Regions from separate parts of the Mus musculus genome. Here regions 1 and 3 are each linked to region 2. The links are chromatin loops, found by intact Hi-C in ENCODE. Cell type or tissue: left cerebral cortex. All regions are shown on one strand.

The links. A loop is a pair of places that touch in the nucleus more often than their neighbours do. Peaks named below come from ENCODE experiments on the same cell type or tissue, not always from the same donor. Only the 100,000 strongest peaks of a DNase experiment are listed, where the experiment ranks them.
Region 1: it touches region 2 in a loop (4-fold over the local background); 5 of 42 quality-filtered maps call a loop at or near these places.
Region 3: a loop joins it to region 2, with 4 times the contacts of the local background. A loop is called at or near these places in 5 of 42 quality-filtered maps.

What each region holds. Positions count from the first base shown.
Region 1 is chr12:50,277,872-50,285,871 of GRCm38, forward strand. No RefSeq gene overlaps it. Among named protein-coding and RNA genes, the nearest start is that of Gm34523, 60 kb to the left of the region's middle. In left cerebral cortex, a CTCF peak has its summit at 3,980 (motif pointing left); a DNase peak (open chromatin) is centred at 3,976.
Region 2 is chr12:49,959,872-49,967,871 of GRCm38, forward strand. No RefSeq gene overlaps it. Among named protein-coding and RNA genes, the nearest start is that of Gm40418, 160 kb to the right of the region's middle. In left cerebral cortex, no CTCF peak of the experiment used is centred here; DNase peaks (open chromatin) are centred at 3,862, 4,377 and 5,442; H3K27ac peaks cover 936 bases.
Region 3 is chr12:50,077,676-50,085,675 of GRCm38, forward strand. The region is part of intron 2 of Gm40419 (a long non-coding RNA gene); the gene reads right to left. Among named protein-coding and RNA genes, the nearest start is that of Gm40418, 39 kb to the right of the region's middle. In left cerebral cortex, no CTCF peak of the experiment used is centred here; DNase peaks (open chromatin) are centred at 3,662, 4,094, 5,059, 5,314 and 3 more places; H3K27ac peaks cover 3,184 bases.

The DNA.
Region 1 (8,000 bases), 320 kb after region 2:
ATCAGTGTACTATAATATAAACTTCTGGATCAGCTGGACAAGTGCACTTGCCTAGAATTCTGGGAGCCTCCCAGTTACCAATCACTGAATATAAGGGGTGTGATTATTCACCTATAATCCTAGAACTCAAGCTGCAAAGGCTGAATCTGAAGGTCAATAGAGTTCAGGGCCAAGATTCTGCCTCAAATAATAGCAGTTAATAACAATAATAATGGCAATAACAATTCTTATCTTTATAACATGGCTATAGAAGATATATGAGTAATATCAAGTCCTTGAATTCTGGCTCATCATATCATATCTCATGTTTAACATAAATACTCCAAGGGAGCAATCTTCAAGTGCCAAGTTTAATTAGATATTTGTTCAGAACTCTTCTTTTTTTCTCTTACTAAGATAATTTAGTACTAGTATATTGTTGAACTCTGCTAAGTCCCTGTGTGATTCAAGTAGTGCTATGACCAAAAGACCAACAAAAACAAACACCAGCAAGCTTTCTTCATACAGTATTTAGTTTAAGAAAGGTTTAATGTTGTGACAAAAACAGAATTCACACAGTATGGCTAACTCATTATACCTTGATACCTCCTCATCTCTTTTGAGTTTATGCGCCTATGTTTTCCTGAGCACTGGGTCTCACTCTGACAAAAGAGGGGAAAGGATAGTATGAGAGGGAAAGAGAATAAAACAGACTGGGGAGGGACCAAGGAGAGATGAGGAAAGGGGGAAAGGAGTATAGGGATGGTTTGGAATAACAGAAAATTTCATTTGTATGAAGGAGTTGTTTGGCATCTGGCTATTAACTCGAAAGGGTTCAATCTGCCATACTCTTCTTGGAGACTGATGCCTAATACTGCTTTGGTGTTTGTTTGTTTGTTTGGTTGGTTGGTTGGTTTGATGACATCTAGAATAAAACAGTGCTCCTGATGGGCCTAGTACTATGCCTCATGTTGCACAGAGAAAAAACCTTAGAAATCCTTCCTTGTTTTGTACTGAACATAAGCAGACTATATAAGAGATAGGTGGAAGGTGTATAAGAAAATAAGAGAGGATGGCAATGAATCTGGGAAGAATTAGTGGAAGGAACAGGGGATGGACATGATCACAAACTAGTGTATGCATAGACGCATTGCCAGAGAATGAATGATATACTGTATTTCAGAAAAAGAATCATTATTCTCAAAACCTACCAAAGATCACTTTTCCTCAGCTCTATTTTTCACTGCTCATGTGATGCTTCCTTATGGCCAATTTCTTGAAACTCGTTCTTTCCTGTGACTCGTTAGAACTTAGTTTTGGACTGTTCATTCCCTTATATGAAGGTTCCTCCTCAGTTTCCCACTGGCTTCTCTTAAGTAACTGTCCTTGAAGAATGTGTCCTACAGTCATTTTCCTTCTTTTAATTATATTCTTAAAGCTCATTTCATGTCCATCAAATAGTTAGAGCATTGTTTTGAATCTTCCAACTAATAGGTAATGAAACATAAAATGTCAAAGATAACATCAATATGTATATGAAATATGAAACAAAAAATCCTTTATAATGAATGATAGTGTTAATATTCTCATGAGGTATAAAAAAAACCTGAAAAACAAAATGTAGCCAGAACTTTCAACTAATACATACATTAACATAGAAAAATTCCCATTTAGGGGAAAGTGGTATAAATAATCTTTTGTAGGCTATAGTAATTGATTCTCTCAATTTAGAACTTGGGTAAACTAAAGACATCTGAAAAATAATAAGACAATAATGACCCAGAGAAGAATATCTGAAAAAATTTTTTAAAAATATGTTTGGAATATATATCTGGCATATTTATAGAGAGGGTATTAAGAGCATAGCCTGTAATTTACATGAGATAAATCTTGGGGAAGAGCCTATACTACCATTTTCTTTTCATTGTTTGCATTCTAGTCTTTCTTTTTACATTAACTTACTTCTCTAGAGTCTAGTTTTCCTATTCATGAAATACGGTTTTGGGGGGCGGGGTAAAAATCATGACCTTAGTTAGCTAAACTGCATTATGCTGCAGTAATAATTTAACCCCTACTGATCAGTGATCACTCCCTGTACTTTAGGTTTCACATGGATCAAATACTGGTCTGCTCTGATTCCAGTGCATTATGGTGTGCTGAGACAGTTCAGCTGAGAAAGGCCTTGTTATAATGAGGTGCCACTGTCTCAGTACCAGGTTTCAAGAGCAGCGTGGTAGGAGGTGGTACTGATGAGGATAGCTTGTAGCTTTTAATTGTCTGGGCCTGAAAATGACATCTATCACTCCAACCACCTCTAATTAGTCAGAAGTGTCCTCATGTTCAAACTGATTGCAAGTATGTATGAAAATGCAAAAGGCGTGTATTGTACTTTGTGATCATCTCTGTAGCTACCACAGTCTTAACATTTCCAACGAGGATGTTAAAGTCTATGGTCCTTTAAATATAAACTCCGAAGTTTGTGGACTACCTTTTATTCATCAGGGAAATTATACATGCTAAAATTTGCTACCTAGAATAGTTCACTGATGCAAATAACGTCATTTTAATTTTATAGATAAGAAAACCTTTTTTTTTTTTCTTTTAGTATGTATTGGAGTTGAGCTCTGGATCCAGGACTTTTAAACTCAACAGTTTTGATGGCTCATCTTCTCTCACTGTCTTCTATGGTATTGCATGATAGCAATGGCTTGTGAAAGCTGAGGCTGCCACGTAAGTATGAGAACAAATCTGAAGGATGTTTTGATTATATTGAAATGCCTAAAGGAAATTGTGTGCTTTTCCCTAATAAGATGGCAGGTTATCTAAAATGCTTCCTTTCTGTACATTTGACTGAAATTATATAAAATGATTATCTAATGTTTACTAAACATTCTGATAGCTGGTTTCTGCTTGTTTGATCCATTAAGAAGAGAACTTTGCACACTATTAGATAAGTTGGGTAAATGGTATGGGGCTCCTTCCTTATGTGTAGGGTCTCATTCTGTTAACCTGGATGGATTCCAGGAGTCCTTAGGATAGCTGCCTATATCTTCACCTGCTTTGTTCTTGCAGATAAACACGGAAACAGTGCCACCTTGACTCTCCTGATGCTTTGCTCACCTTGTACCAGCTTTGCCATTACTTGAAAATCTCAAGTGACTGGACAAAGTTACCCGTGGAATCTGAAAATTTAACAGAAATCACTGCAACAAGAAAGTTACGTAATTAACAATCTCTGAAAATTCTCTCTTGTCCTGACATCTCTAAATTTACCCTTGATATGAGACGCTTTTCTATATTCATCTACAATGCTCCCTGACTATCTACCGCAGGCCCAAGGCCACTTGAGAGCTGGCATAGTGAAGATGAATCTATTAGGAAATTCAGGGTTACCTGCTTCAAGTAAAACTGTTAAGTAATGGTTTCTATTTTCCTCCTTGTGTGCCAAATTACTTTCTCTCTACCAGTTTACTTTACCTCCTTCCTAATATGACCGAGCCTTTCATTATTTGTTATGATGTTTGTGCTTGTGTTGTCTAAATGGCACCTGCTTTCAAAATACTTAGGAATATTAATTACCTTGTTTTTCCACACAAAGATAGAACTGTGTTTTAATATGCAATAACCTTTTACTAGTTGTAATATGACTTCTTTTATATATCTGTTGTATAATAGAATATAAGCAAACACAAGAAACAAATTGTGGGTGCATGATTTAGATAATGCTATTTTTAGGGTCTCAATATTTGGGGATATTGAGCTGCTGACATCTAAAATCTATAAATATGTACAACTCTTCGTTTGACAGAAATTTCTGAAAACTAAGCCAATTTCCTAAAGCAGAAATGGTACAAATTCTGTTATAAAATTTAGAGACATCCCTCTGATAATTTTTCTTAATTATTCTTAGACTGTACATGTTAGAAATGTTTTCTAGTGTTCTCAAATACAGAAAAAAATGCAATGAGTTAATCCATAAATGCCCTCTTGTGACAATATCCAAGAATGCAGCTGCCTTTTCTCTATTTATTGTGGTCTTATTTTTTTAGGGATAATTTTATATATCCATACTACATCAATTTCAGCAAGGGAAAAGGTAGACTTTATCTTGTCTGGTAAATTTAACTTATTTTGTTTTTAATAAGGTGTATGTCATCTTAAAACTTAGGCACAGAAACTGGTGGCATCATCCTTTCTTTTGCTGACCAAGGAAAGAAAAGCCACAGAGTTCTTCTTGTACTCTGCTCTTTCTCTGCTTTGGTACAGATGACTGTCAGCCAGAGATATCGAAGGATATGGTTTTCAGACTTTTCTTGAGAACTTCCTTGGCTACAGAGCTATATTTCTCAAAATGATAGTTAAAGACATCAGATACAAGGAGTTTGCAGTAATCATTCCTTCACAGTTTAGATTATATAATTTCTGTCATAACTTTGGAGTTCATGGAAGTAACTGTTCTAATGTACACTTTAAAAGAAAACAGTTAAAGGATTTGCCTGAAATTCAAAGATTGACTGTGTGTGTGTGTGTGTGTGTGTGTGTGTGTGTGTGAGAGAGAGAGAGAGAGAGAGAGAGAGAGAGACCCAGTAGCTAACATAAAACTTTGTCAAAGGATTTAAACAAATATGCATTCAGAAGTCAGATGGTGACAAAGACAGTCAAAGAAATCTGATATCTATCTCTTTTATTTTTAATTTTTTTATTAGATATTTTCTTCATATACATTTCAAATGCTATCCCAAAAGTCCCCTATACCCCCCCCTCCAGCCCTGCTCCTCTACCTACTCACTCCCACTTCTTGGCCCTGCCATTCCCCTGTACTGAGGCATATAAAGTTTGCAAGACCAAGCAGCCTCTCTTCCCAATGATGGCCGACTAGGCCATCTTCTGCTACATATGCAGCTAGAGACACAAGCTCTGGGGGTACTGGTTAGTTCATATTGTTGTTCCACCTATAAGGTTGCAAAACCCTTCAGTGCTTGGGTACTTTCTCTAGCTCCTACATTGGGGGCCCTCTGTTCCATCATATAGATGACTGTGAGCATCCACTTCTGTATTTGCCAGGCACTGGCAAAGCCTCACAGGAGACAGCTATATCAGGGTCCTTTCAGCAAAATCTTGCTGGCGTATGCAATAGTGTCTGCATTTGGTAGCTGATTATGGGATGGATCCCCAGGTGGGGTAGTCTCTGGATGGTCCATCCTTTCCTCTTAGCTCCGGACTTTGTCTTTGCAACTCCTTCCATGGATATTTTATTCCCTATTCTAGGGAGGAATGAAGTATCCATGATTTGGTCTTCCTTCTTGATTTTTTTGTGTTATGGAAGTTGTATCTTGGGTATTCTAGGTTTCTGGGCTAATATCCACTTATCAATGAGTGCATATCAAGTGACTTCTTTTGTGATTGGGTTACCTCACTTAGTTTTTTTGTTTGTTTGCTTTTTTTTTTTTTTTTGGTTTTACGAGACAGGATTTTTCTGTATAGGTCTGCCTGTCCTGGAACTCACTTTGTAGACCAGGCTTGAACTCAGAAATCCGCCTGCCTCTGCCTCCCAAATGCTGGGATTAAAGGCGTGTGCCACCATGCCCGGCCTTGATATCTACTTCTTAAAATGTAAAACTAAAACTTCTTTTTTGTTTGAAGTTTAAAGTATATGACTATAGTTTCAAAACACAGGTTGAATTTTGAAAACTATTTTTTCCAAGATTTAGTCAGGAGACACAAGTGACAAGACTTCTTCATAAAATAATAGACACAGAATGTTGAAATTAGCCAAAGAAAATAGTAACCAATATGACTGAGTTTGGATTGCTTTTCCTGTGTTACTTTTTTAAGAGTAGAATATTAATCTCTCTCTCTCTCTCTCTCTCTCTCTCTCTCTCTCTCTCTCTGTGTGTGTGTGTGTGTGTGTGTGTGTGTGTGTGTGTGTGGTGTGTGGTGTGTGTGTGTATACACATGTGCATTCATGCATACCACATACTCATGCATGACTGCCTAGGTGTATGTAGTTCCAAATGTACTTTAAGTGCCAGCACAGTACAGAAGTTGGCATTGAATCCCCTGAAATTGAAGGTATAGGTAGCTGGGTGCTGCCTCATGGCAATCCAACCTGGGTCCTCTGCAAATGCAGCTAATGCTTTGAATGGCCAAGCAAGCTATCTCTCTGAACTCAGCCATTAGCTAATAAAGAAAAGTATTAAAAATACTTTTTCCTAAATAGTAACATCAGAGTTTTAAGGAAATTAACAAGCTCTTTTTAAAAAACAAAACAAAACAAAACAACCCTTTGATTTTACTTAAGATGGGGTCTTACATCTCAAGCTAGACGTAAATTCACTTTGTAGCCAAAACTCCTGATCTCGTGGCCTCTGTTGCCCAACTGTTAAAATTAAAACTTATCTATTTGTAGAGGAATTTTAATCCAGCAACATGGCTGCTCTGGCAAGGGATCACATCCAAAAACCATATCGAGCTATATGATCCTGCTGGAATCCAGACAAGCCCTTAGTACAAATCCCTAACAGTTGGTTTTTGTTCAGTGCAGTGCAGTTCAGTCAGTTGAGAGTGTTGACAGTGGAACTGAGTTGAATTCATTTTGTGCAGAGAGAGAGAGAGAGAGAGGGAGAGAGAGAGAGAGAGAGAGAGAGAGAGAGAGAGAGAGAGAGAGAGAGAGAGAGAGAGAGATTACTGTGAGTTTTACAGAGACAGGTCACAGATAAAGACAGAAAAAGTCAGCAAAATGAGAAGGAGCCAGAAGATTAAAACAGATTGCCAGAGTTAGTTTGAAGCCAAGCAGAGCAATTCAATCAGAAACCAAGAGAAGTCAGTTTGAATCAATCAGCTTAGAGAGGAGTTTGGACCAGAACAGCTGAATTGAACCAGGCATACAGAGTTCAGAAAAAGCTAGAAAGGGTAAGTTTACTCAGCAGTAAGTCTCCAAGATGGCAATTACATCATGTCAATAAAAGTTACTTTTACATCTAATTTTTTATGGCATTGGTAATCAAACCCAAAATCTTGTGAATGTTAGGCTTGCATCATCATACAGGACGCATCACCCACAAGATTCACAAAATTTATATGTAAGGCCTGGGAAGATGGCACCAATTAAGAGCACTTGTTCCTCTTGCAGAGCAGCTTGCTTTTGTTTATTATATCCACATGATATCTCACAAGTGTCTGTAATCTGGTTCCAGTGTATCTGACCCCAGTAGGTAACAGGCATGCTTTCAGCATGCACATGCACACACACACACACACACACACACACACACACACACACACACGAAGGCAAAACTCTCAAACATCCCTTTTCCTTATTAGGGACTGACAATAATAGTTTTTGTTTTATCAATAGCAAAAGTTTAAATCTCTGATGTGTACTTTAAAAAACTTCACAATTTATGTTGTGGCAAGAGGTCCGAATAAGAATTCACATTTATATAAATTCATAGATATTTTCTTTCCTTTAAAACCAAAAAGTAGTATTATATAGATGTGCTTAAATTGCATAGGCAATAAAAAATAAATTCAATACTGTAAATTTATTCATGATTCTATAATTAAGCTAATTTTAGTTAAATATTCTTCAGAAATGAACATGACAATAAGTAGCAGATTTACAATTATTTTATAAGGCTAATATAGCCTTAAGTTTTACAAAGTCTGATCATTACCAAATGGGGCATAGAATGAGCAGAATGCAAATTAGTGATCTGTGCTGGTACCAGAATCACAGTGGTCAGAGGAAGCTCTCTGACACTGAAAATGGGACCTGGGCATTCTCATCCTCCTGGAGAATAAGCTAAGGAACAGCAGATCCAGAATAGCCTATTCTTTGGGAAATGGACACAAACAACTGAATAAAATATTGTATCTCACAAACTCTTGCAATAAATTTCGTCATTTAATTTTAAAGATCACACAGGAATTTTTATTAGATATTTTCTTCATTTACATTTCAAATGCTCTCCCGAAAGTTCCCTATATGCTCCCCTTGCCCTGCTCCCCAACCCACCCAC
Region 2 (8,000 bases):
AACACTCACATACAATAATAAATAATTTGTCTTAAAAGACAAATTTACTTTTGAGGAAATGGCTCTTGATGGCCCACTCTAGGCTAAGGAACTAAGCACAATTGATCGCTGGTGAGAAATGAATCACTTTTCTTTAGTAGGACTGATCATTGGTAGGCTAGCGATGCCTCAATGATTGATCACAAAATAATGCAAGTATACCAGGCACTAATTAAACTTAATGGGCTATAAAGAAAAGACATATGGCAAGAGTAAAATAGGTAATATATTGAGGGTACAACAGGATTAGGATGGTTTTAAATGTCATGGCCACATCACAATATATGTATAAAACGTATTTTAATTTGTTTATAAAATGTAAGCTACATTGTTCTTTATACATTGTTCATTATTTAAGGTATTGCCAGTTAGTTTTAGTCAAGTCATCCCTTTACTCTCAGCAAAACAAAACAAAACAAAAAACTCCAAAGTAAAAAAACAAAAAACAAAAACAAAAAAACAACAATTTTTAAAATTATGATTTGCATTTGAATGTTATTGCCTTTGAGATAACTAGCTAGGAGTCAGAACAATATGTTTACAGTGGAAGTCTTGCTGATCAGTGATGCACCTTTACCTCAATGTTTACCTTAAATGTTTAGAAAACATTAACTATAGGGGTAAATCAGCACAGATAATATTTTTAATTTTTGTTTTATGTTATACCTTATGGGTTTCCTATAAGGTTAATTTATTTTTGTAGACATCTCTTAATTAATGTCATGCATAAAAATGCTTAGATCAAGCCAGGCGTGGTGGAACATACCTTTAATCCCAGCACTTGGGAGACAGAGACAGGCAGATTTCTGAGTTCGAGGCCAGCCTGGTCTACAAAGTGAGTTCCAGGACAGCCAGGGCTATACAGAGAAACCCTGTCTCAGAAAAGCAAAAAAACAAACAAAAAAGGAAAAAAAAAAAAGAATGCTTAGATCATACTAGTTTCATTTACTAGAGGTTGCTCTAATGAGAACTAGATGTAAATAAAAATCTCAATTACATTATATACATATCAATATCTGTACGTATAGATTATGCAATAGGAAGTTTACTGAAAAGTCTTCCAATACCCTCAGTTGAGAATAATTGGGTAACAAGAATAAGATCAAATGGGGTAAAACATCAAGGTATTTGCTTTGTTTTGTTTTGTTTATAATATTCCAGGAGACCAATACTTGTTAAAGCTGAGGTCATATGTTTTGGTTCCACTACAAGCCTCTTGCTTAAAATGCATACCTTCAAAAACAGGAAATTTTGTTATCACATTGAGTTAATTGCATTACATAGTTTTTTTTTTTTTTTTTTTGGTAACTCTACTGTGACTAATAATCTCTCATTAATACACATTAAAGAAAATATCTAAGTCAGTATTTATGCCTTATATGTAAGTCCACATGCTCCACCTTACTAAGAGGACATGTAACTGTATAAACATAGAGTGGTATATGCACTGTATTCTGGAACTTAGTCAACACCTAATATTCAACTAATGAATCAATAAATAAATGTGTATTATTATATGACCAAGTTTAAATTCTACTTTTTTGGTAGCCAACATTGACTGATGCCCAGGGAGGTAAACTGGAGTAATATTTTGAACTTATGGTCGCTCTCACTATTATATAATTATAGTCTACTGGTGCACTATAAATGAACTTTGTGGTTTCTTATTTCTAAGTAGGTAACATTACTGAAAAAAATATTTAGTGGTACTTTAATATACAACTATTGTTATTGTTTTATCCAGAGAACCAACACAATGTGGCATTCTACCTGTTTAAAAAGTTGTCACTTGTTTTCTGATTCCTAAGATAACAGTTATATGACTCTCAGATAACTGCAATGAACCTGTTTGCTTTAGTGCTGATTTAGATTACATAAGAGATAATCAATGTATATTAATTTCAAAGACTAGAGTCCTTAAAAAATCAATACAAATATCATTTTGAAGACCATTTAATTTCCATTATTTGACTGGCCTACTTTCCTGTTGTTGTATTTTTGTTTTGCTTAATGGTTTGAGTGGCATATACTGGGTAACAATTTATAATTTGACTAAAAATTTTAAATGAACTTACTCTAGAATGATTTGCCCATTATATGCAGACACTTTAAAACATGATACTAAATGCAAGAAAAATTACTTAAAGGATCAGTTACATTGAAAATGATGAAATCAATAACAATATTTTCTCAGTGATTCTTCCTCTCTGATAAGCAAGAGTCTTTGCTTAAAAGCCACATTAAAATTTAATCACAATCTGTGTGCTTTAGCAATTGCTAATTTCTGGACAGCTGTCTACTGCTTTGTTTAAGTCTTATGTTCCTTCTATTTAAGTTATGCCTTTTAATAGCTGGATTAAGTACATTTAAAATCTGTATTATTAGAGTCTGATCATGTTTATCACCTTCCAATAGTAACTTGTGGTTTTATATTATTTCAAAGTAATGTTACACTGGAATTAAGACTTTTTAGAGCTCAAAAACTGGAAATGTATGTTAGTTTATAATTCTGCTTTGACTTTATTTTCTTTCAAATTTATTGTGAAGATGCCATATTTGTGGAAATCATAGTAAATATTAAGCTGCTAGATATAATATCTACCATCAGCATCACTACTTCATGACCAGGCAGTTTTGTCCGCCACACATTTAGTAATGAAAATACATACTAAGTGGCCTACTAAATAGTTCTTAAGGGACTATACTGACAAATTTAAAAAGTATTCATCAGCTTCAAGAACCATCTAAGCTATAGAAACTGAATGTATATGATCTCCCTCATATTGAAGACACTAGATGATCAGTAAGTATCAGTATCTTATTGCTCAGAGCAGATTATATCATAGTAGCTTAGCAACTGGTGCTGTTCCAAGATCCTCCCATTGTGTGTTTCATAGGAGATAAAGCAAGGTCATCTTTCAAAGTGCTTCCTCTGATTATATTTCTCCTCTAATCACTTAACATCACTACCCAAGATGGGAAATGATAATATCATATTTATGGTAGTAACACTATTGAAAGGATCAATGTGCTCTATGGTAGGCTAGCATTTAGGTTCTGAAGGATAAAATAGCTGATACAGTGGTCATATTACATTACCTTGTGGTAAAATATTTTTATTGTGTTGTTTTAATGTACTCAGCCAAATCAATAAGTTTAACTGTATTTGCCAGCATTCAGACCAGTGAAATTTATACCTATTCAGTGGCATAATATATGTGATGGTATTTACTTCTATCTTTGCATCAGATGCTAATTAATTAAATACTTCTGCTAAAATTAATAAATAAGTAATAATTAGATAAACACATTGCAAAAACATAATTTGAAGGAAGCAGATTGAAGTGGCTAGGGAATATAAGTAGCCATATACTATGTCAATTAAGAGAAAAGCTGAAATATTCAAATATGTCCACAATATGTCCAAATATGTCTGCAATATGTCCAAATATATGCACAATATTGCAAAATTTAAAATGGTGCATATTTTAACATATATAGAAGATGGAACATGGACCTTTATGAGGGCTATTCGAAAATTTAAAAATTATTGGTTATGGCAATTTGAAGGTGTAATTCATATGAAATTTAATCAAGTCAAAACATGTTCTTTTGATAATATAATTTTTAAAATGTGTAAATTATATGTCAGGTATTATTCAACCATACGTGGCGCTTGATTCCTGTAAATAAGATTGCTTTTTGTGAGGAAGAAGGTATTGGAAGAAGCTTGTCCTACAATGATGTGGCAAAGCCATGTGCAAAATATGCCACATTTTTAGCATCAAGAATATGTCATAAAGAGACTTACAAGGCGTTTTGCAAGGCATGCAGTATATCTAGCTCCGTTTCTTTTGAAATACAGTCCCAGTCAGTGACCAACATCAGCTCTGTCTTGATTTGCATTTTCTTCTCCCTGTGCCCCACCATCCCTTTCCTTTGGTGTTCTAGATTCCAGGCTACTATTTTTAAATGTTCAGGAATTAAAATTTCTTATTGCAAAACAAACCTAGAATACATAAAAATGGTAAATTATTCCAGGGTATTAATCTGAAATATAACCATTTACCACACTTCCAAACCCCTAGTAATTTTCAAAGCTGTTTCATACAGTTGGATTTTGACACTATCCTTTTTTTTTTTCACATTATGACATGACTCCTCCTATTATTAAACTCTGCTTTGAGAGTGCTTTCTTATTTTACTGCCTAACGTATTAGATTAAAAAGGAAAGGTGAACATTTCAGCATTATATAAAATCTGAAAGTGACAAAGAGTTAAGCTAAGAATTTCAGATGAATATACCAGCAGTTTGCCATTCTGACAGCTAAAGCCAAGCTAGTGCTTTAAAAAAATGCAAGTTTGAAAAATGCAAATGGTGTTATCCAAATATGCAGCCATATGTCCATAATACACACATTTTGGGGAAAAATTTATAAAGATTTCTATCACAGAATTGTATCTCAAAATGGTAGGAGTCTTGATTTTTTTATATTGTGTTACCAAGAACATGGTATGATGTTGAAATTTTATTTCACAATCTTCTATATATATTATGGTGGGAAATACAGTATTTTTAGGTTTTCAGAGAAATTTGGCTCTAAGTACTAATAATTCATTTTGAGTCGATGCTCTACTTCATCTATAATACAGATAGCAATATTGTCCAAAATATCCAGATTTTAGTCATGATTTTTTTTTCTATTCCAACAACTGAGGTTTAAAACAGCCTCTTCAAACACGTTAACAGTTCTTGGATCTAAATGTGTATTACTAAGGAAAAATATAATTAGCACGAGTACTGATAAGCTGTGAAATTTGGATAACCTTTAAGCAACTTTGCTCTGTTGATCACAGCATCCACAACAATAGGAAAGGGGAAGCCAAATGCAAAAGGTGAAACCTCCAACAGGAAAATATCAATTAATCTTTGTCAATAGAGTTAAAGTATGTGTAATCCCCTCGTTAAATAGTTTGAACCTTTCTCAGAGTAAACAAAGAAGGGCTAGTGAGGGAAGCAGCCCCACTTGTTTATATGGGGAATCTTCAAGAGGCTTAGGCATAACCTCTCAAGACAGGGTTTCTTTTGCCACTAGTCACTAATTACCCTCCTTTAAAACTATTTGTGTAATAAAAAAAGACTTTTATTCAGGCTTAGAATACCACATAGCATGACAATATTTTGCTCTTAAGCCAGTACATTAAACCATATTAAAAATCTGTGAAATCCTCACAAGTTCCTGCAAGAAAACTAAAATTCAATTTCTAGTATGTTTAGCAAAACCTTTATTTTTCTCACACCTCCCCAAAAAAAGTATTTCTATCATAAGCAACAATGCAGGGCTACTACTGGAGATCAATTTACCTATGCAAGGAACTACTTTAGCATCCTTAGATCTCCAGGTGCTGGGAAATTTCTGAGTTGGAAGGAGGAAGAGGGGAAAGGAATTAACATGTGCTGTGTCATCTGCCAACCAGTGTGCCCTTGCTATTGAAGCAATGTGAAAGCAAATGCATTCTTCAGTCTGCTTGACAAAATGCTAGTGTAATTTAGAAGTAGCCTGATGCTTTAAAATGCCCATGTGATAAAAGTTAGCATCTGAAGTCATTAATCACCATTTGCAAACTTTCATTTTTGAGCATTGTGTATACGTCTACATGAAAAGGGGGTAAAATCATACAATGATGTATAACTGGGGCCCACACTTCTTACGCTATTTATAATCTTGGTATTTTAGTGAGCTTTCCTGGGACTGAGTAGCTATTAATATTAATAAAGATGTAAATGAACTTTGATATCATCAAAGTTAATATCAGTAGATATTAATAAATTTGATGTCAGTAGATATACTGTGGGCAAAAGCATTGACAAGTTAGGAATATTACATTCACCAGTTTACTACAACAAACTAGTAAACAAGTAAAATCACATGTAAAAGACAAGAAAATGCATTTCTTCAACATGTCTAAATCTACAAAGACATCTCCCTGACATTCATTTTCAGCAATTCACATTTATGGTGCTACTGCCATCATTTCTCTGGATGTTGTTCTGGGGATTAAAACGTGAAACTATGGAAGATCAAACAAGGGATTTGAACACAGAGAAACAGAAACTTCACCTCTATTCTCTGGGGCTTCTATTTGGTAAATGCTAAAAATAGCATCATTCTTTTTGAAGTCAAAGTTTAAAATTTAACATAGTAAATAATAAAGTCTAGACAATTTATACACTCTTCTATTCTTAGTCAGCTGCAATATTCTTTCAGACAAAATTTAAATAAATTGAGGAAATTGAGAGCCATCTATGGCTTTACCAGTTACACTTATGGTTTTTGAAATATCTTGGAAATGACATGGGATTGAAATGTTAGACATTTGTTTCTATTTCCATTTAAATGTTCTATCTGCCACATAAAAGTTAAAAATAGGATTCATAAAAAAAACTAGATATGAATAATGGTATGACGGGAGGCAACTTGCCTAGTTACAGCTACCTTACACATAATTTAGAGAAGCTTTTATTAAAACATCCTGATGAACCCTGTAAACTCTTAGAATCTATGGATAGGCAATAATATCATTACTAAGGTATTAAGATTGGTACACCACGCTACTACTTATTCTTATTTATCTGTGTGTCTCAGTATTTATTTATAGTTTACTGATGGAAAATTTTGTCTTAGTCTGACAAAATTTTGGGAAAATAACATACAGTTATATATGTCAGTTTGCATACAAATCTAGTCAATACTATGTTACTATCTGCCATGCTTTTATAATGGATAATGGCCACAGAGGAAAACAAAATAATTATAATTTTAACAAAATATTCAGAGTAGATATTCTAGTGGTGTGATTAATAGAGAATTAATTATCTGTAGAGATTAAAATGCTCATTAGGCGTAGGAAACCTTAGTCAAAGTTTACTTTTGTTTTGCTCTGTGTGGTTGATGAAAATTCCACAGCATCTAAATACAAAAGACATAATACTTATTAAAATTACACACAAAATATTCCTCTGCCCTTATGCTTGTTTATTTTTCCAAGTTTCTGTTTGTTACAGTCTGTCTATTATTGGAAAATTAATTTAGAGATGCATTTACACCTACACAGCCACCCATTTGCTTTCAGATACTGTGGAATAGCTTATTGTTGGGTAAATGAGAGGTGTGTTGGCCAATTAGCATACACTTGAATTTAACTGATTTGCATATTTCTGTACCTGCTATCAGAAGACACTTTCAATACCACTCAAACTTCATTGGGTGGGGGGAGGGGTCAGACTTTGTTGTTGCAATGGTTATAACTGAGAAGCACCATGACACAGTAAATATAAATAATGTTCTATCACATTTTACTTTAGTTTATATTACTTAAGAATGTTTCTGACCTTAAAAACATCAGTTGCTATTCCTATCTTTTCTCAGTATATGCTACAGTGTTATCCCTACAAAATAAAAAATGTATTCAGCATATTACATGATAGAATGAAATATTCTGAGATTTAAATACAAATATTCTGCTTTTCTAAGTTTAAATGCTTTATAAATTGTTAGTATGACCTGACAACTAATCTAGTAATTTTAATCATCTTTCTAATTTATATTATTTGTGATGCAAAACACTGCCTCAGAATTTGTAAAAGAATGTTAGTGCTTGCCAAATACGTATTCCTCTCTTGACACTTTTAAATGTAATATTTTCATATAATCATCCTATATAATATAAATCAAGAAAAATAAGCTAGCTGCTTATGTTTGTCTTTCTCATAGTAAGAAAATAATATCTTATTTTTCATTTTTAATGGGACAGATGCTACTGAATAAAAAAGAAAATTAGACAATTAACTTTGGAACTGACAACTGCATGTTTTCAAATATGATGAAACAGTGGAAATAGTAGAAAGTGCTGATTGATTTGAATACAGTTTGTATATATTGCTTATCCCCATCACCAAA
Region 3 (8,000 bases), 120 kb after region 2:
TCAGCCTAACTCTGGCTAACTCTGTTCTCTCAATCAGAATAGGACAAACCAAACACACAGTAGAAAAAGAGTCAGAGAGAAGGGACCAGAAACAGAGACCCACTCGCTAACCTATTCAGGAATTCCAAAAAAATACTAGCCTGGAAGCTGTAACATATGCAAAGGACTTAGTGCAGACCCATGCAGGCCCTGTGCATACTGTTGCATAGCTATGATTTCGTTTGTATGTGCTTTGGTCATGATTTGATTTGGAGGACCTTGTTTTCTTGGTATCTTCCATTTCTCTGGCTCGTAACTCTTTCTGTCTTCTTTTCTGCAGGATTCCCTGAACTCTGACAGAAGGCATTTCATGGATAAATCTCATTTGGGGCTCTGTGTTCCAAGGTCTCTCTCCTCTACATGATCTCTTCCTATTAGTCTCTGTTCTCAATTGATGCCAGAGGAATTTTCTATAATGAGAGCTGAGCAAGGCGATAATCAAATGGTCATCCATACAGAAACCTAACCAGGAAGTGTGGGAGCTCACTGACTTTACAAACCATCTAGACCATAAGGAGATTTATAGAATATTTCACCCAAACACAAATTAACACACCTTTCCAGTACTTCATGAAACTTTGTCCAGAATAAAACACATACCCAGACACAAAGCAAGCCTCAAGATCACAAGAAAATTGAAATAACTCTATGCATTCTGTCAGACCACCATGAATGAAAGCTGGGTATCAACAACAGAAACAGAAAGTTTCCAAACTCATGGAAACTGAGCAACTCACTAAAGATGAAAAAAAGGGGGGGGGGGGTTAACACAAAAAGTAAGAAAGTAATTAAATACTTTCTAATATTGAATAAAAATGAATATACAATATAGCCAAATTTATGGGGCACAATAAAGGTAGTACGAAGAAGCAAATTCATAGCATTAAAAGCCTACATTTAAACATCATACTCAGGTTTGTTTGTTTGGTTTTTTTTTTGTTTGTTTGTTTAAGAGAGCCTACATTTTAAAAAAAAATGGAGAAAGTGGAGAAATAGTGGCACACGCCTTTACTCCAAGCATTTGGAAGGAAGAGGCAGGTGGATTTCTGTGAGTTTGAGGCCAGCCTGGTCTACAGAGTGAGTTCCAGGACATTCAAGACTACACAGGGAATCCCTGTCTCAGAAAACCAAACCAAACCAAACAAAACCAAACAAAACAAAACAAGTCCACAACTACAAGAACAAAAGAAATGGAGAGATTTCCTACTAGTAAATTAGAACATTTGAAAGCTCTAGAACAAATAAAAGATATCACATACAGATGGGGTAGAAGTCAAGAAATTTTCAAACTCGGGACTGAAACCAATAAATAGAAACAAAAGACCTAACAAAACCAATCAAAAGCACCACTGCATAGGTTCTTTGAGAAATTCAGTAATATTTACAAACTACTACCCAAATTAATATAATTACAGATGAAAGGGGCCCTAACGACAGATCCAGAGAATCCAGGGAGTCACAAAGACATACTTTAAAAACCTGTACTCAATTGAAATGGAAAATCTTAAAGATGGATAATTTTTTCAATACCTACCACTTAGATAGATAGCTATTGAAAATCTTTTCTACATACTTAATACCTACCACAACAAAGTTAAATCAAGATCAGATAAGCAATTTAAACAGATTTTTTTTTTAGACAGGCTTAGCCTGGCCTCGAACTCAGAGATCCACCTGCCTCTGCCTCCCAAGTGCTGTGATTAAAGGGGTGTACCACCACTGCCCGGCTTAAACAGAATTTTAACCATTAATGAACCAGAAAAAAAGAAAAACAGCTCAGGGCCAGATTGTTTTAGCACAGAATTCTACCAAACTTTTGAAGAAGAGTTAAGGTCAAATATTCCTATTCTACAAAACAGAAATGGAAGTAACGTTGTTCAATAGGGACTCTGATAATCAAACCTCATAAAGACACAACAAAGGAAGAGAATTACAAACAAGATTTCCTATGAACATTGAAATAAAAATTCTGGAATCCAAGAACAGATTAAAAAGATCCTCCACCATGATTAAGTTGCTTCATCACAGAGATCCTTACGAAGTTTTGCCTTGAGCTTGTTGGTTCTCCTGGACTATGAGAATTCTCCCAACTACTCAAGTACTTTTCATGAGAAGGTGGCTCCCTGATTCTGCAGTGTAACTACTGCTTATTCATTGAATATTAAGGCAAAGATCTTCACATCTCCTATTTCAGTGTGAAAGTTGAAACTATTCCAACAACTTTTACTAATATATGAAAAATAGACAATCTGAATTATAATAAAACAAAAATTATGGGACATTTAAAACACTAGGTTAGATTATGTTATTAGTTTAACTGTAATAATTCAACTTGGGTTCAGGTTAAAAAACAAATTTAGAGATTAACTTACAAAAAATTAATAAAGATCCAAGCCTACTGACACAATTTTTAAATCCAGTCACCCAGAAAGTAGAGACATGAAAATCAGGAGTCTGAGGTCAGCTAGCCTTGACTATATTGGGAGTTAAGGCAGCAAAGAAGAATTTCTAAAGAAAAAAGTTTATAAAAATCCCAAAATATTAAATTAAACAAAGTATAAGTGAATAAAATGATTTAAATTACCGTATCAATTGTTTGCTTGTGTAGATGCTGTCAGAATATTTCAAAGTGTTTGGGAATAGCTTTTTTTTTTTAACTTTATTTATTTTACAGTTTTATTCACATTTCCTAGCCTGGTAGCCCTTTCATCATAGATCTGTGAGAGACTGGTTTTGATGTAATTAAAAAAAAAAAAAACAAGCAGAGCTGTTATTTTTCATTACAGACAAAAGAAATTCTCAATTGATTTTCAAAATCAGATCATTAAAAAGAAACCAATTAAAAATACATTGCTTGTATGTAGAGAAGTATCTTTATATAATCCAAAATCAGATATATCCTATAGATAACAAATTATAGTAAGAGCTATACAAATTTATATATGGCTGTTAATATATGTAAATTGATGTATGCATAAATATGCATGTAGATGTGCATATAGAGAGCTATATATTTTTATGGTTTAACATTAGATACCCGTCATTTTTGCTTTCCTGGAAAATTTTTCCAATATAAAAATGCATTATTTGAACATAAGTAAAATACAGGGTATCTAGTACTCTGAAAACCAATTATCCTGGGAAAAACCATTCAACTGTCTTTTGTGAGCAATGCCATAGAAAAACTATCACCCTATAGAAACAGCCCATCATTATACCACTATAGAAAATGTACTTGTTAGGATGCATATTTACAAAATATAAAAATATCACAATCTGGCAGCTTTCTTTGGGTATCAGAGAAAAAGAAGAAAAAGGTCTTTGTCCTGTGTGACCAGCCACGTATTCTAATCTCCTAGACCATATCTTTCTTTAATGGGAAGGTGAAATGAGAGCATTGTCCTTGTTACTTAGTAAAATAGACAGAACAAAGAGAGCACAGATAATAGCCCTGAGTATCAACATTTATGTTTGAACAGAAAGCTTTGAGGCAGGCTGTGATTTTGATACACTGTGCAAAGTGACTTGTTTTCTGTTGTGAATAACTGAAGTAATAAACAGAGTGTTCCTGCTGACTCTGAGAGCGGTGCTACCTTCTCGCTTGGTTGTAAAAAAAGCGCGTCAGTTACGAACGCACTCCGCTCATATGTGTTTGCTAACTCGGTTCCATGGATGCTGCTGCCTGGAATGATCACTTTGAATTGAAATATGTTTAACTGCAGTTAAAGTTTTAAAACAGCAGTGTTTTTCAGGCAAGGTGAACACATGACAACAGTAATTCCGCAGTTGTAAATTTCTTAAGTTAATAGTTGTATGTTAAAACAGCATCAAGCACCAGCCCAACTTTAGTATTTTTGCATTAAACATGAACTAGGTTATAATTTCGACATATGACATCTCATTTCAAAAATTATTTTTTCATAGGCAGTTATTTATACTCTGAAACATTTTAATTTCTTGAATTAAAGGATGCAATGTAGGTAAAGATATTCCTATATTTTCAAGTTCTCTTTTGATTGGTAAGGGACAGTGCAGGCCCATCTGTTTTGCAGCAAAGAAAGCCCCAAACCATCTGTGTAGAGCCACATGCCAGCTAAAACACAGGGATATGCACAGTTTTTTTGTTATGAAAAATTTTGCAGAATTTTTTCTGTATTAGTGTGAATAAATTAGCAACAACTAAATTAAAGAAATCTTTGGAGAACATATTAACTTTCTAGTGCCTACACTAAATTATATCTATTTAGAATTTATGGAGCTGGTATTGTCCCCATATGAATTTTTCCTTACTGTTTTGAATTTTATACTGAAAATTCATCACTGTCTACAAGTAAACAGCTTCATTGTTAATAACGTAAGGTGATTTTTGTAAAACTGATTTTGATTGGGCAATTCGTTAGTGTTCGAATTTTAATAATTCTTGGGAGATATTCATAGTAATATAGTTAAAAATCTATATACATTGCACTATTTTCACAATATCTAGTAAATGTGACTACATTATGACATATTCTAAAAAATACTTTTGGCTTTTTTTTTTCAGTAACTCTGATAAACTATTTTTGGATTCAGCCAGAGTAATTTGAATCAATTGCTGTCTTTTTGGGAGCAAATAAGCATATTGAGTGATAAATTTAACATTAATCATTTTTCATAATTATATGGTTCTGAACAATTATATTAATATACTTAAAGTGCCTCTAGCTTGAAAATACATTATAGCGCATCCAATAATGGGCTTTTTGCCTAAGCAAAGTTACCATCTGAGCCCCTTTTTCCAAAAAATCAGAGAATCATATACAGGCTGATAATCTTTCCAAACATTTGAAATATCAAATTTTATGATCTTCTAGAAAGTCTTTTATCTTCAGTCTACATTAGTTTGTGTATGATTGCTATTTGATGCGTTAGGAAATTGCAAACAGAAGAGCCATGTGAACGCATATTAGCTCCTAACACAGAGTAAGTACCGATGAGATATGTTACTCTCCGGGGGAGACCTTTTCTGCTACGTTTTACATTGGTGTTGAAAATGCTTATTATCTGTTTAAAAAACATTAAAAGCTTTAAATTCAAGCAGCTCGTTTTTCATTTTGTTAATTGCATAACATACTAATGCTGTACTAGGTTGTTTTTTTCAGGGGTATAATGATGCAACAATATTTACATACCAACTCTGGTTTTCCTTTAATGGTTTCTATAACAAGATCATAATTTCCTTTAGTGTAATCACTGGCAGATTTATTTGGCGTCCCATTTTCCCTCTGCTCTGGCTTTGGGGCCTGGGAGAGAGAGCATATTACTGCCTTTCCCTGTACCATTAAGAACACTGTGTGATTGCTAGAGCCCTATGCTACAGTCATGTTTAGAAAGCTTCTAAATTCGGTGTCAGTGAAAATCAATCGATTCCTATAAACTCTGCCCCTCCCCCCCAAATTAACAAATTTGCTTAGCCATCACAATTTGCAGTAGGGACTTGACTATATGACATGGGAGGGGGGAGGGAAATAACACCGAAGAATGTCAGTTACTTCATAAGAAAATTTCCTAAAAGGATGATCGAGCTGTTAGAGGTATGGGGTGTTGTTTGTTTTTGTTTTGTTTTTACACAGTACACTATTAATCTAAATGTTGATGCTAAAAACTGTGGCTCTAACACAGAATACTACACTTCTGTCTGAGAAGTCCTGCTGTCCTGCCGGCTCCCATCACAATAAAAACCCTCTTTGGGCTCTACGCACATCACCCAGCATTGTGAACTCATATTCTGAGTTGTTCATTTCCCCACAAAAAACATTGATAAAGTGTTAGGTAGGGCTTCTCTGGCTACTTTGCTCAACATACATGCCTTGGGAGCAGATGAAAACATTGTAATACAACATTCCGAATTTAGTCCCATTTGTCCTGCATAGAGAAACAGGATTAACAACAACAACAACAACTACTAAAAATTCTCAAGCTGTCTCCTAAATGAAGCCATTTTGAGAGAAAAATAGCATTAATCAGACCAATATGGATCTTTGTAGCTTTTTCTTTGAATACCGATGTGGGAGGTAACTTTGCAACCCTCTCATTGTGTTTCAGAGAGCTGGTGAAAAGTCTAAACTCTTTTCTGTCAACTACCTAGTGATCTGTTTTAAACCACAGCAACAGCAGAATTTTAAAAAGAGAAACTTCTCATATGATGAGTCTGGGCAAAGTAGGGATGCTCTGCCTGACCAGAGCACAGTCCCTGAGTTAGTTATAAGGTCACTCAATCTTATAAGCTAAATGAAAGGACTAAGTGAAAGGGTACGCAGATAAGATATACATAAAATGGCTCCTTAATGTTCTGGGGAACACGTGTCTGTGCACCCCCCCCCCAGTGTAGAGCCAAGCTGGTTTCAATCCTGTATGAGCTCTCTAGTGGCTAACTCAAGGCTCTTAGTTCATCTGGAACACCCTGTTTCCAGTGTGAGGAACAGTTAGAGGCATGACTCAAAACTATGGCATCATCTTGATGGAAAGCCCTTTGCACATTAAAAGCCAGCGTAATTATTCCTTGCAAACAGTAAATGAGTAACATTTTACTATTTTATTAAAATGTCCTTACAATAATTTAAACTCGATGCAGGATTATTTAAATTAACAAGGGAAGCAAAATAAACACTTAACTTTGTAGCACACCACAATTAAAAGCTATAATCTAAATGACAGGCAATTAGTTTTCTCTTTAAAGAGACTGTTTTCCAGACACTATGTGTAGTAGCTTTATTACAGCTACTCTTCAAAAAGGCCATTTGGTTCTGAGAGGTTTTCTTCTTTCTGCCTTTAATCTGCTCAAAAAGTGTCAAACTTCCCTGCTCCAATACCTGCACAGTGAAGACTCTCTTTTCTTTGATAGTGTATGTCTGCTTATTAAAGTCTTCAAGACACTCTAGACTTAGGCAAACACTGTCCAAATGTACCATATTTAGCTTCAAGCTCAAAATCTCCCGAGCTGTCAGTTTAGGTGTTAAAGAGACCATTTGTAAAGCTTGGCTGGGAATTGCCATTATTGACTGGAATGTGTGTTTATCATTACATTCGATGATGAAAGTGGAGCGTGTAGCATATGAGTAAATGTCAGCAGATGTTTCTTCTAAGTGGCCTGGTTTCAACCTCCTGTTGTTTGTCTTGAATACAAATATTAAAAAAGGGAAAAAGGCAGAATTTTTATGACATAAGTGCAAGGGTAGTTAGATTTTTTGAAAAACAACAAAAATAATGGCTAGAATATCAGACTGATAGCATAAAGTGGAATTAAGAGTTAGTTGGCTGTGCTCAGCTAAGGGTTTTTAAACAGCTCTAGCAAAAAGAGAAACCGTGTCTACCATTATGTGTTTAGAGAAAGATTAAATCTCATGGATTCTTGTGTTTGGCAGCTATTAAAGCTTTTTTGCTCACTAGTCATTGAGTGTGATTATTTTCTGAGGTAATTGAGCATGGGTCAGGGTCTTAAACCTTTACTAGTTGTCAAGAGCATAGGATAGACACACTCATTAGCAATGGAGCCTGGTAAGTTCTAGCTCTTACTTTGAAAGGTAGTGGTTAAGCACAGAAAACATACCATATACCACAGGGAGGGCAGGTAATGTACGTTCGGTGGATTAGAAAGGAAATAAATAATTTAAGTGGAAAGATGCTGCCTTTGTTAATTCTATGGTAATTTTGGGGGGGGGGACGTAATAAATTTAGTGTCTTCCTATGGTTCTTGGGTTGTAAATATTTAGATGTCCTTTGAAGAGGTATAAAATGACTACAGACAAATTTGGAGGGTGGCATTCAGAACAAGAAGTGTAACTTTTGAAACTGGGCACTCGTCTAGCACAACTCTCAAACATGATTGGTCTAAAATACTTCAGAGAAATTTTTCAGATATAATACATCTCCAAACTATTCTGATTTTGTCACCATTTTCATTTGTTTAAATGATAATAACT